Regions from separate parts of the Homo sapiens genome. Here region 1 is linked to region 2. Evidence: chromatin contacts called from ENCODE Hi-C or POLR2A ChIA-PET data. All regions are on one chromosome and are shown on one strand. Each heading gives the region's core, a stretch centred on a gene start or an enhancer-like site at or near the end of the contact. The rest is flanking DNA. Distances are from core to core; before and after follow the strand shown. Region 1 holds the start of CBX7 (chromobox 7). Region 2 has its middle 40 kb from the start of PDGFB.

Evidence for each region. A loop is a pair of places that touch in the nucleus more often than their neighbours do. ChIA-PET counts read pairs that join two places held with the same protein, here RNA polymerase II (POLR2A). Pooled maps may share reads with other maps.
Region 1: a loop to region 2 is called in a pooled map, with 2.1 times the contacts of the local background. The contact joins the promoter of CBX7 here to the enhancer-like site in region 2. A Hi-C loop is called at or near these places in 1 of 37 single-sample maps with no recorded cell type and 1 of 50 pooled maps. POLR2A ChIA-PET finds 5 or more read pairs at or near these places in 10 of 52 experiments (AG04449, CD4-positive, alpha-beta T cell, Caco-2 and 6 more).

Annotation. Positions count from the first base shown.
Region 1 is chr22:39,149,565-39,154,520 of GRCh38, reverse strand. CBX7 (chromobox 7) reads left to right here and starts at 1,841. Exons shown (of 6, transcript NM_175709.5): 1 at 1,841-2,145; 2 at 4,689-4,732. The coding sequence starts at 2,077. RefSeq lists silencers at 1,535-2,104, 2,175-2,224 and an enhancer at 1,682-2,263.
Region 2 is chr22:39,202,538-39,208,032 of GRCh38, reverse strand. No RefSeq gene overlaps it. Among named protein-coding and RNA genes, the nearest start is that of PDGFB, 40 kb to the left of the region's middle. RefSeq lists enhancers at 2,077-2,126, 2,099-3,038. Within about 2 kb of position 2,557, at least 3 of the 41 ENCODE cell types and tissues checked have a DNase peak (open chromatin) inside an H3K27ac peak, as active enhancers do.

The DNA.
Region 1 (4,956 bases), core at 592-3,091, 53 kb after region 2:
ATTCTGATAATCTTTGTATTTTAACTGCAATATTTAGTTGCATTTATTGAATCACAAAATATTCGAATTTATAGCTATCGTCTATTTGTCCCCTCCCTGCCCCGTCTTGTATTTATTTTTCTCTCCATTCTTGCCTGCTTTACAGTTGTTTGGGTTGGTTTAATCATTCTTTTTCCTCCTCCAATAATTTGGATAACTATACACAGTATTTCCAGTCCTACAGTGTTTATCCCAGTAATGACAATCTGGATTCTTAAATTCGTCAAAGTGTATTTGGTATCTATCTTCACCTTCCTCCTGAAGAATATAAGGATCTTAGAACACTTTAACTCCATTCACCCAAGTAAATGCCATCACTGTTGTGTATTTTAAATCTGTTTTTATCCAGAAGTCATTGTTATTGTTTCACACTATCGCTGTTCTTCATTTTTCTTTATTCCCAGTTGCATCAGACCTCCGTCTGGGATCATCTTTTTCCTGCCTGAAGTTCCAGCTTTGGAATCTCCCTCCGGAGGGTCTACCAGTGGCAAACTCTTAAGTTTTTGTATTTGTAAGTGCTATGATTTCACCTACGTTCTGGATACATGTGCCTCATACTGGGTACATAATTCTTGAAATACATTTTCACTGAATATATAATTCTAAGATGATGGTTATTTTCTCTCTGGCTTTGTTGCTCTTGATGAAAAGTCAGGTGTGAATCTATTATTCTCTTTTTCTATGTGCCAGAAAGAGGTGTTGGATTTTATTGTGAGGGAAATAGGGAGGAAAATTTTTAAGCACAGGGTGACCCCGTCAGATCTGCATTTTAGAAGCACACTCTGGCACTGTGTGGCTGAGATCGGAGGGAGGGCAGCTCCGCGAGGTCTCTGCTGTGGTCCAGAGAAAAGACGGGGCGAACCTGGGAGGTGGGTGCGGTGAGGGCAGGCAGACCCGAGTCCCCGAGGGGATGCCGGAGCGACAGAAGTTGGGGTCAGTACAGGAAGGAGCAGGGACGACGCCGGGCTCCCAGTGAGGAATGGAGGCGCGTTAGCGAAAAAGGAAGGGGGGTGGGGAATCAAGAGTTCGTCTCGTGCCACAAATGGTTGAGCCCCCACTAAGCACCTAGCGCCCAGTACACGCGGGTTTGGGGAAGGCTGGGGCAGCGCGGCGGCAAAATCCGTCCCCGGGGGACCTCAGCTCCACCGCGGCCGCTCCTGCCGCGAACGAGGGCCCGGCCCGGGAGCCCTCGAGGCAGCGCCCGCGTCTGACCCGTGCGTCTGGGCACCGACCACCGAGGGTCGGGTGGATGGACAAATGGAAGGGCGGATGGAGGGGTGGGTGGACGGACGTGGAGACACTGGCCAAACTGCGCCGCGGAGAAGGCCGGATTAGGGAGACCTCGGCCCTGCGACGTCCGGACACGGTGGGAAGCCTTTTGGGTCCCGGCTCTCCTGCAACTCGAGGGGCTGCGCCTCGGGCCCAGTCTCCTCCGCTGCGGGAGGTGAGCAAATGGCCTCCCCGCTCTGAGCCTTGACTTTGTCGTCGGCTCCACTGGGCCCTGCCACTTCGGCCCCTGGCAGTCACCGGGAGGCTATGAGGCGCCCGCCTGGGTATTAAGGATCACGTCCCGCCCCGGCGTCACAGCAAGACGGGGCGCGCGAGCCTCCGCCCCGCCCCAGCCGGTGACCGAGCCAAATAAGTCCCACGGCAGCGCTCGCGGCTCGCGGCCCGCGGCCCAATCGCAACCCGCGGGGGCGGGCCCCGGGGGCGGGGTTCCGATGGGGGCGGGGCTCGGGGGCGGAGCTGACCCTCAGGGCGCGAGCCGAGCCCGCGGCCGTTCCGCGCGCTCCCGCCCCGCCCCCTCCTTGCGCGCGCTCGCTCGCTGGCGCCGAGGAAAACGTTGCGCAGGTTCAAAAATGGAACGTCGGCGGCGTGAGGGAGCGCGAGGGGGTGTGCGCGCGTGCGCGTGCGCGTGCGCGCCCGGACGAGGGTGACGGGGACCCCGCCAGCCCCAGCATCGCGCGCCGCAGCCGCGGCCCCGCAGCTCCGCCCCCGGCCCGGCCCGGCCCCGGGCCCGCTCGCCCGCCGCCCCGCATGGAGCTGTCAGCCATCGGCGAGCAGGTGTTCGCCGTGGAGAGCATCCGGAAGAAGCGCGTGCGGAAGGTGAGGCTGCCCGGGGGCGGCTCCCAGGACCCCAGTGGGGTCCCTCCCGTCCCCAGCACCGCTCCCTCCACGCTGGGGCTGAAGGGGAAAGCGGGGCGCGGGGGCCCCGGCAGCCCTGCGCTGCTGGGCCCGTCTCCCCAGCCCGTGCCTCAGTTTCCCTGCCACCGTGTAGGGCGAGTAGAACAAAAGTTGTCGCTCCAGGATGCTAGTGGCGGCCGAGCCTGCCTGAGCTGGAGATTAGGATCGGACGTAGGGATCCTCAGCGCCATCCCACCTCGCTCCCCTTTTATTGTAAATATGGGGAGACTGAGGCCCAAGTTGAAAGGACTTGCCTAGCGCGTTATGGTCAGAGCTGGGTTTTGAACTCGGGACTCTGGACGCTTGGCACCAAATCCTTTCAAGTTGTAAGTGGAGCTTTGGAAAAGTCTCCTCCGGCCTCTGAAGTTTTTCCTGCTGGACTTTGGCCTTTTCCGATCCTGCCCCCTCTACGCCACCCGAGCACATCCCTATTCCCCGCCCCCACCCCCACCTCAACTCCTAGCCCAGGCCAGGGCTCTGAAGCCCGCCCCCTGCGCTGGGGCATCCCCTAGTCTCCTACCCCATCTGCCTTCTTCAAAACATACACCCTGCAATTTAAGGAGGTGTCTGTTCTGCTGGTTTCAGAACCCCACACTTTGGGGCTAGACTTTGTCCGGGCCTGGCGTCTACACCTCCCGTGCACTTGTTTGGCGAGGGGGCTCGCCTAAGGCTGGGGAAATCCTTGGGGAGAAGTTCCTTTCCTGGTACGCACTACTGTCCTTCCTTTGTCTCCTCCTCCCTGCAGCCCTTTGGGAGGCTCCAGGCCGACTGGGAGGGGCCTTAGGGGGTCACCTCCTCCCATTTAACAGAGACAAAAACTGAGGCCCAGGCAGAGGAAGTGACCTGCTCAAGGTCACCGAGCAAGTTAGATAGGGAGGTAGAGCAGGAGCTCAACTGGGCTGATTGGCAGCCCATCTTCTTTCTCCATAGAGAAAACTCAGTCCTGGCATCTCGGGCCAAGGGTGAAGGTCAAGGTGGTCAGGAGCATCTTTTCTTCCTCCAGCTGTGCTTGGGGTTTTACTCTTCTGATTGAGGCAGCTGTTCCTCCTCCTTCTCCTTTTTCCTAGGGTTTTCTCCACTTAAAAGAGAATTGATTTATTCCACAAAGCTCAGTGCTTTTCGTGCTGTGTAGCCTGAAGCAGGCACAGCACTAACTCCCTCTACGATGGAGCCCGCAGGGTAGCACAAGAGGGCGAGATCATCATTCCTTCGGCCAGTCACTCAAAATATTTATTGAGGGTTGGTCAGGTACCAGGCACCAGTCTAAGCCCCAGGGATCCACCCCTTCCCTCAGGGAGCTGGCATTCTGCAGAGGCGGCACACAGTGAATGAGGAGATACAGACAGATGCCTTCAGATGGAGCTGTGTGCTCTGCAGAAATAGAACTGCAAGGTGCCAGTGGAGACAGCATGGGAGAGGGTCACCAGGGAAAGCCTCTGTGAGGAGGTATCATATTTTGGTCTTAAAGTTCTGGCGTGCAGGGGCTTCACTCACAATGGGGTTGGACTGTAAACTTTTTTTTTTCTTGGCACCAAGATCTCACTCTGTCACCCAGGCTGCAGTGCAGGGGCATGAACATGGCTCACTGCAGCCTCAACCTCCCCGGCTCAAACGATCCTCCTGCCTCAGCCTCCTGTGTAGCTGGGACCACAGACAAGTGCCACCATGCCCAACTAATTTCCTTTTTTCAGAGACAGGGGTCTCACCGTGTTGCCCAGGCTTGTCTCAAACTCCTTCCTGGGCTCAAGCGATCTTCCAGCCTCAGCCTTCCAAAGTGTTGGGATGACAGGCTTGAGCCACCGTAACTGTAAACTTTTAAAGCCTGTGAGGAAGGGAGGGGCCTGGCTCTACTTTCTAACAACCACAGGGCTGACCACCCCTTCTGAAGGTGGAGACTTTGCCAGTCTTCCATGGGGTCCTGCCAGGGTCTTTTGAGTTGAGAGTCCTCAAGTCACTGGCCCATTACCTCTGAGCCAGAGGCAGCCACTCACAGACTGAAAGGGGACTCAGCAGATGGGGGAGGAGCGTGGGGACTACCCCAGAGAGGAATGTTTTCGTATTTGGAGACTCTTCCAATCTAAAAAAGAAAGTAAGCGTTCCCACCTGTGCACTGGGGCTCTAGACACTGTGGGTCTTTGGCCACGCATGCACACCTCCATGCAGTCTCAGCTCCCAGTGTGTGACATGAGCCCTGGGCTTGGGCCTCAGGAGCCTCAGAGGTGGCTGGAGCCAGACGCACTCCTGTGCTGTCCTAGGGAGGGCAGTATGGGGCGGGCATGCAGCAGTCGCGGTTATATGGGTTGGCGAGGATCTGGTGGACAGTCCCCGGATTGTGTTTGTGTGTTGGGGAGACACCTGTCTGCAGATGGGATTTGGAGCTGGGCTCCTTTGGGCCTTAACTGTCCTTCCGAGTGGCTGTAGGGGCAACCACGAGACTCACTGTGTCTGCTTCTCTCTCTTCTCAGGGTAAAGTCGAGTATCTGGTGAAGTGGAAAGGATGGCCCCCAAAGTAAGCTCCTTCATGTGTGTGTGTCTGTCTGTCTGCCTACCGACCCATGCATTCCTCCACCTGCCTTTTGCCCCCTCCCCTGCCTAGCTTTTAGCTCCAGCTACTCTTGTAACTGGACAGCTGACCTTGATTTAATCATCATCTTCTCTGGGCCTCAGTTTCCCCCTGGACCACAGGAGGGTCAAGGTGGGTCTCCAGCTTCTCTTCTCACCCTGCCCTCCTGA
Region 2 (5,495 bases), core at 1,308-3,807:
GCAAGACCACCTCTCCTCTCCTGAAGAATCAGGCAGTGACTTGGAAGCTGGTTTGGGAGATTGGAGGAGTGACAGCAGGACCATGATCCTGTGGGATGGTACCTGCTACGTACCAAGTCTTGTGTTCGTTCTGGGGATGCAGCTGTGCCCCAGACAAGGATCCTGTCCATGGAAACTCACAGCCTAGCGGCGGAAGAGGGCAACGGAGTGGATGGAGGAATATACCCCTCACACTGAGGTTCAAAGCTGGTAGGTGCCGAAGGGCACTCACTGCAGACCTACTGTGCACCAGCACTACTGAGTCAGGATCTCCGTTCTCTGGGAGCTCAGCTGCAGGGAACAACACTGTGTGTGCATGTTTGCACCCCCTCTCTGTGGGTCTGTGGTGAGTGGCCAGTGTGTGTTCGTGTGTGTACAGCTGTCTGTGGGTGTGGCTGGGAGCTTTTGCACCTGTGAGTATGTCTGTGTTTTGCTGGTAGTATTGTGTGTGTGTGTGTGTGTGTGTGTGTGTAGGAAGGGAGCAGGCATCTGCAGCAGAAGCTGAGGTCTCAGGTCTTGGGGGTTTCTCCCACACACCTGCCCCTTGGCCATGGGGTGGGGTGGGGTGCCCCGAACGCCCTGATACTTTGTGGGAAGAAGGCTGGGCACAGCGGGAATGTTTGGTTTCCTGGGTGAAGGCGGAGCTGGCCGTCTTCCCATGACAGATGTAGGAATGTTTCTGCTATTCAAGGCGGAAGCAGGGGTGTGGGGGCCGCCTGAGGCCTGCCCCAGCCCTGCTCCAGGCCACCTGTCTATGGCCTGGGAAGCAGCTGGGCACTGCTAGGGAGAAGCTTCTAGACCCAGGGCTGACCCTACTCTCCAAGCCCCATCTCCCCAGGAGGCTCAGGTCAGGCCCAATTCACCTCCCTCCCAGCCCCCCAGGACAGGAGAGGAGAATGGAGTCCAGGGTTCAGCCCAGAGGAGGACTCCCATGAGGAGGGGGCTTTGAGGAAATGGGGATATTGGGCGTCTTTCCCTGGCAGCTGAGTTGGGGGCAGCAACAGGGGAACAGCGGGGAAGCATCCTTAGAGGTCCCCCCATCAGTCAGCCCAGCTGCAGACAGCCTCAGGGTACCCTCATTTTCTTTTCTGAGTCCTGGTATAATAGAGCTTCAGAAGAGTCAGCAATGGCAAATTCCTCAAATGGGGAAACTGAGGCAGGGGTGGGGTGCTGACTTGGCCAGGTCGCCCCACCCCCAGCAGTCCTGACCCCAGACCCCCAGCTCTCCCAGCGCACCTGCCGCTCACTCCATGGAGGTTATGGCCCGGGTGGGGTACAGGTAACATGACCACCAAAATCAGCGGTGACCTGGCCTCCACCCTCTGGAAGCTAGCGCTCCAGAACCCCCAGCCCCTCCCTGGGTTTCAAATCCTGCCTTGCCCCTTCCAGGCTTCCGTCTGTGAAGCCAAGTGACTCTTCCCACTCTGTCTACACAGCCTTCCCAGGGATTGCATGTAAAGAACCAGGTGAAGGTTGGGCACAGTGGCTCATCCTTCAGTCCCAGCACTTTGGGAGGCCAAGGCTGGTGGATTGCTTGAGGCCAGGAGTCTGAGACAAGCCTGAGCAACATGGAGAAACCCCATCTCTACAACCGAAAAAAAAAAAAAAAAAAAAAGAGCGTGGTGGTACATTCCTGTAATTCTAGCTACTTGGGAGGCTGAGGCAGGAGGATCACTCAAGCCCAGGTGATTGAAGCTGAAAAAAAAAAAGCGTAGGTTGGGCGCGGTGGCTCATGCCTGTAATCCCAACACTTTGGGAGACTGAGGTGGGCAGATCACCTTAGGTCGGGAGTTCGAGACCAGCCTGACCAACATGGAGAAACCCCATCTCTACTAAAAATACAAAATTAGCTAGGTGTGGTGGCACATGCCTGTAATCCAGCTACTCGGGAGGCTGAGGCAGGAGAATTGCTTGAACCAGGGAGGCAGAAGTTGCGGTTAGCCAAGATCGCGCCACTGCATTCCAGCCTGGGCAACAAGAGCGAAACTCTGTCTGAAAAAAAAAAAAAGGCCTGGGTATTTGAAGACTTTGTGTCTAGGCCAGGGATGTGTTGGGGCCAGGTGGTTATTGGTGATTGCTGGCTGCAGTCTGAACAACCCACATCCCCCACGAAGCCACTGGGAGGCTGTGGGTGGTGACTGGGGGGTGTCCCGGGGTGTGGTGTCGTGGTATTATGTTTGTGAGGGCATCACTTTCCCCCACTGCATCTTAGTGGCTTCCTCCCCTCCAGCTGGAACCTGGGTCCAGCAGGCGGGGAAAGAGCCCACAGGGAGGGGAGCTTGTGAGAGAAGGAGGGCCTTGGTGACTTGGTGCTGATGTGCCTTGTTTTCCGGGCTGGCACAGGCAGGACACCCTGGATCCCCAGCCCTGACCCTGATTGTCCCTCAGGCCCCAGCTGGACCCAAAGTCACTTTCTTAGGTTTGGCTTTGAGACATCTCTTCTCCCTCTCCCTTTTACTGTCTCTCCCCTACCCTGAAGATCAGAGAGGAGGGAGGTGCCTGTGAGTCACCTTGTGACTCACAGGAGGGCACAGCCAGGGTCTGGGGCGGGAGTGTGTGCAGTTGTCCAGTGTGCATGTGCATGTGTGTGTGCACGGTCAGCATGTGTGCATAGGCAAATGTTCATGCATGTATGCTTGTGTGCACCTGTGCATGTTTTGTGAGGGGGCTGAGCTGGGGGAGGGGGAGAAGACATGCCTTGGCTTTCTCACCTTTAAAATGCATGAGCTCTGGCCGGGCGCAGTGGCTCAGGCCTGTAATCCCAACGCTTTGGGAGGCCAAGGTGGGTGGATGACCTGAGGTCAGGAGTTCCAGACCAGCCTGGCCAAAATGGTGAAACCCCATCTCTACTAAAAATAGAAAAAAATTAGCCGGGTGTGGTGGCAGGTGCCTGTAATCCCAGCTACTCGGGAGGCTGAGGCAGGAAAATCACTTGAACCCAGGAGGCGGCCGTGTCAGTGAGCCGAGATCATACCACTGCACTCCAGCCTGGGCGACAGTCTCAAAAAATAAAAATGAAAAAATAAATAAAATAAAATGCATGAGCTCATGGAAGCTGCCCCAACCCGAGGGGGCCACTAAGTCACAGCCAGGACAGGGTGCTTACCTGGAGCAGGTGCATAAGGCTTGGTTATATTGAAAGCGTGAAGAAATATCAAATAGGGGTAGCAAAGCCATTCTGCATTCTAAATAGTTTACATTGATCAAACTAACACTTCTGACACAACTACCATGCAACGGCCATTTGTAGACCCGTGTTTGGGTCTACAAAATCTTGAAAGTTGAAGTAGATCTTTCCTGAATATGAGGCCCAAACTCACAGACCTCCTGGCCTCCGGAGGTTAATAGGACCCTCTGTGTGCAACCAGGAGACCACAGAGGCCGTGGATGAGGGGAAGGCAGGGCGGGGCACTGGCTGCTCAAGCTGGGCTAGGAGCACTGTGGCAAGGACCTCTGTGTCTGTTGCGTTCGTCCCTCTTCCCTCGCCATCTAGAACAGTAGGCTGTTCTAGATGCACAGTAGGCTCCCAACACAGATGGCTGGATCAGTGATGACTGACTGCATGTCCCAGGTATGGAAGATCTCAACTGGGCCATGGCTGCGGGGATGGTGGGAGGGCGCTGGACAGGGAAGCCTGGTTATCATTCCCTCCTGGTGCTGCTGAAGGCCCCCTTTCCTCCAACTTTGACCAAGTGAAGATGGGTGGAGAGCTGACGCCTGGGTTCTAATAGGACAGGTCACTTCCCTTCCCTAAGAATCAGTCCCCTCCCTTGTCTGTAAAACAGGGATGCACCATGTTCCACCTTTGTGGTTTCTGGGCAGCATCAGACCATTCTCTGAGGTCTTCTCTAGCTTCAGGATCCAGAGAAATGGCTTGGGAGGGCTGGGCGCGGTGGCTCATGCCTGTAATCCCAGCGCTTTGGGAGGCCGAGGCGGGTGGATCACTTCAGGTCAGGAGTTTGAGACCAACCTGACCAACATGGTGAAACCCCACCTCTACTAAAAATACAAAAATTAGCTGGGCATGATGGCAGTTGCCTGTAATCCCAGCTACACAGGAGGCGGAGTTTGCAGTGAGTTGAGATTGTGCCGTTGCACTCCAGCCTGGGCGACAGAGCGAGACTCCGTCTCAAAAAAAAGAAAGAAAGAAAAGAAAAGAAAAGAAAAAAGAAAAGGCTTGGGAGAAGGGACTTCTGGAGTAACAGGGGACTTGGAGACAAAAGGAACAGAGGAACAGTTTGTGCCACGAAGACAAAGCATTTCCCAGACGCAGGGGTTTTACAGTAAGAACCCACAGGGTGCGTCTGTGCAATCCCACGTGGATCAACACACGTGGCCCATCCTGACAGTTTTCAAGCCAACCCCACATTTTGGTCTGTGTATTCAATCAGCTATACCTCCCCTCCAGCAAGCTAGGCTGCCGGTCAGCCCCGATTTTTTATCTGAGCACAAGAATGTCCAAGAGTGATGTTCAAATGCCGTAGCAACATTTACATCCAGGGTTCCTGGCTTTTCCCTGTGTTTCCCAGCCAGGTGGCCCTGTAGAGACCCAAACGTTCAGCCACCACAACTGCTTCTTAGAGAACCATGTGGGCTCCTGGTGACTTAGGTACCCACCCTGGTCCTCTCCGGCCATCTGTGTCCTCCTCCACCCTGGAAGTCGGCCAGGATTTGATGTCAGGCTCACCAGTTTACATTTTCTGTTATCAACAACAGTTCCTCCTTTTCAACCTTTCTTTCTTTCTTTCTCTCCTTCCTTCCTTCCTTCCTTCCTTCTCTCTCTCTCTCGCCCGCTCTCTCTCTCTCTTTCTCTCTTTCTTTCTCTCTTTCTTTCTCTCTTTCTTTCCTTGAGACAGAGTCTCATTCTGTGGCCCAGGCTGGAATGCAATGGTGCAATCTCGGCTCACTGCAAGCTCCGCCTCCCAGGTTCAAGTGATTCTCCTGCCTCAGCCTTCCTAGTAGCTGGGATTACAGGCGCCTGCTACAACGCCTGGCTAATTTTTGTATTTTTAGTAGAGACGGGGTTTCACCATGTTGGCCAGGGTGGTCTCAAACTCCTGACTACAGGTGATCTGCCCGCCTTGGCCTCCCAAAGTGCTGGGAGTGAGCCACTGCGCCCGGCCCCTTTTCAACATTTCAAACATTTGCCTGCCTTTGGCGTCTGGCTCCAGTTCCCATTCTCTGAGTTTCCTCCAAGATGATGGCAGTGGTTCCTGGCTCCCTGGCTGCGTCTGGATGCTCTCGGCAGCAACTCGGTCTGTGGAAGCTGGGCATCCTCCGTAGCTTTCAGGGAGTGAAGGCTAAAGGGAGGGGAAGAAGAAGGTGATTCTGACTGAACATTGTTTATTTTGATTGCAGATATTTATTAAAATGGAAAGGCATTGTTTAATCTTCTGTGCCAATGAGAATCCTTCAAGCTGCCTACAACAAAGACCGCTGGGAAGCTGAGGCCAGGA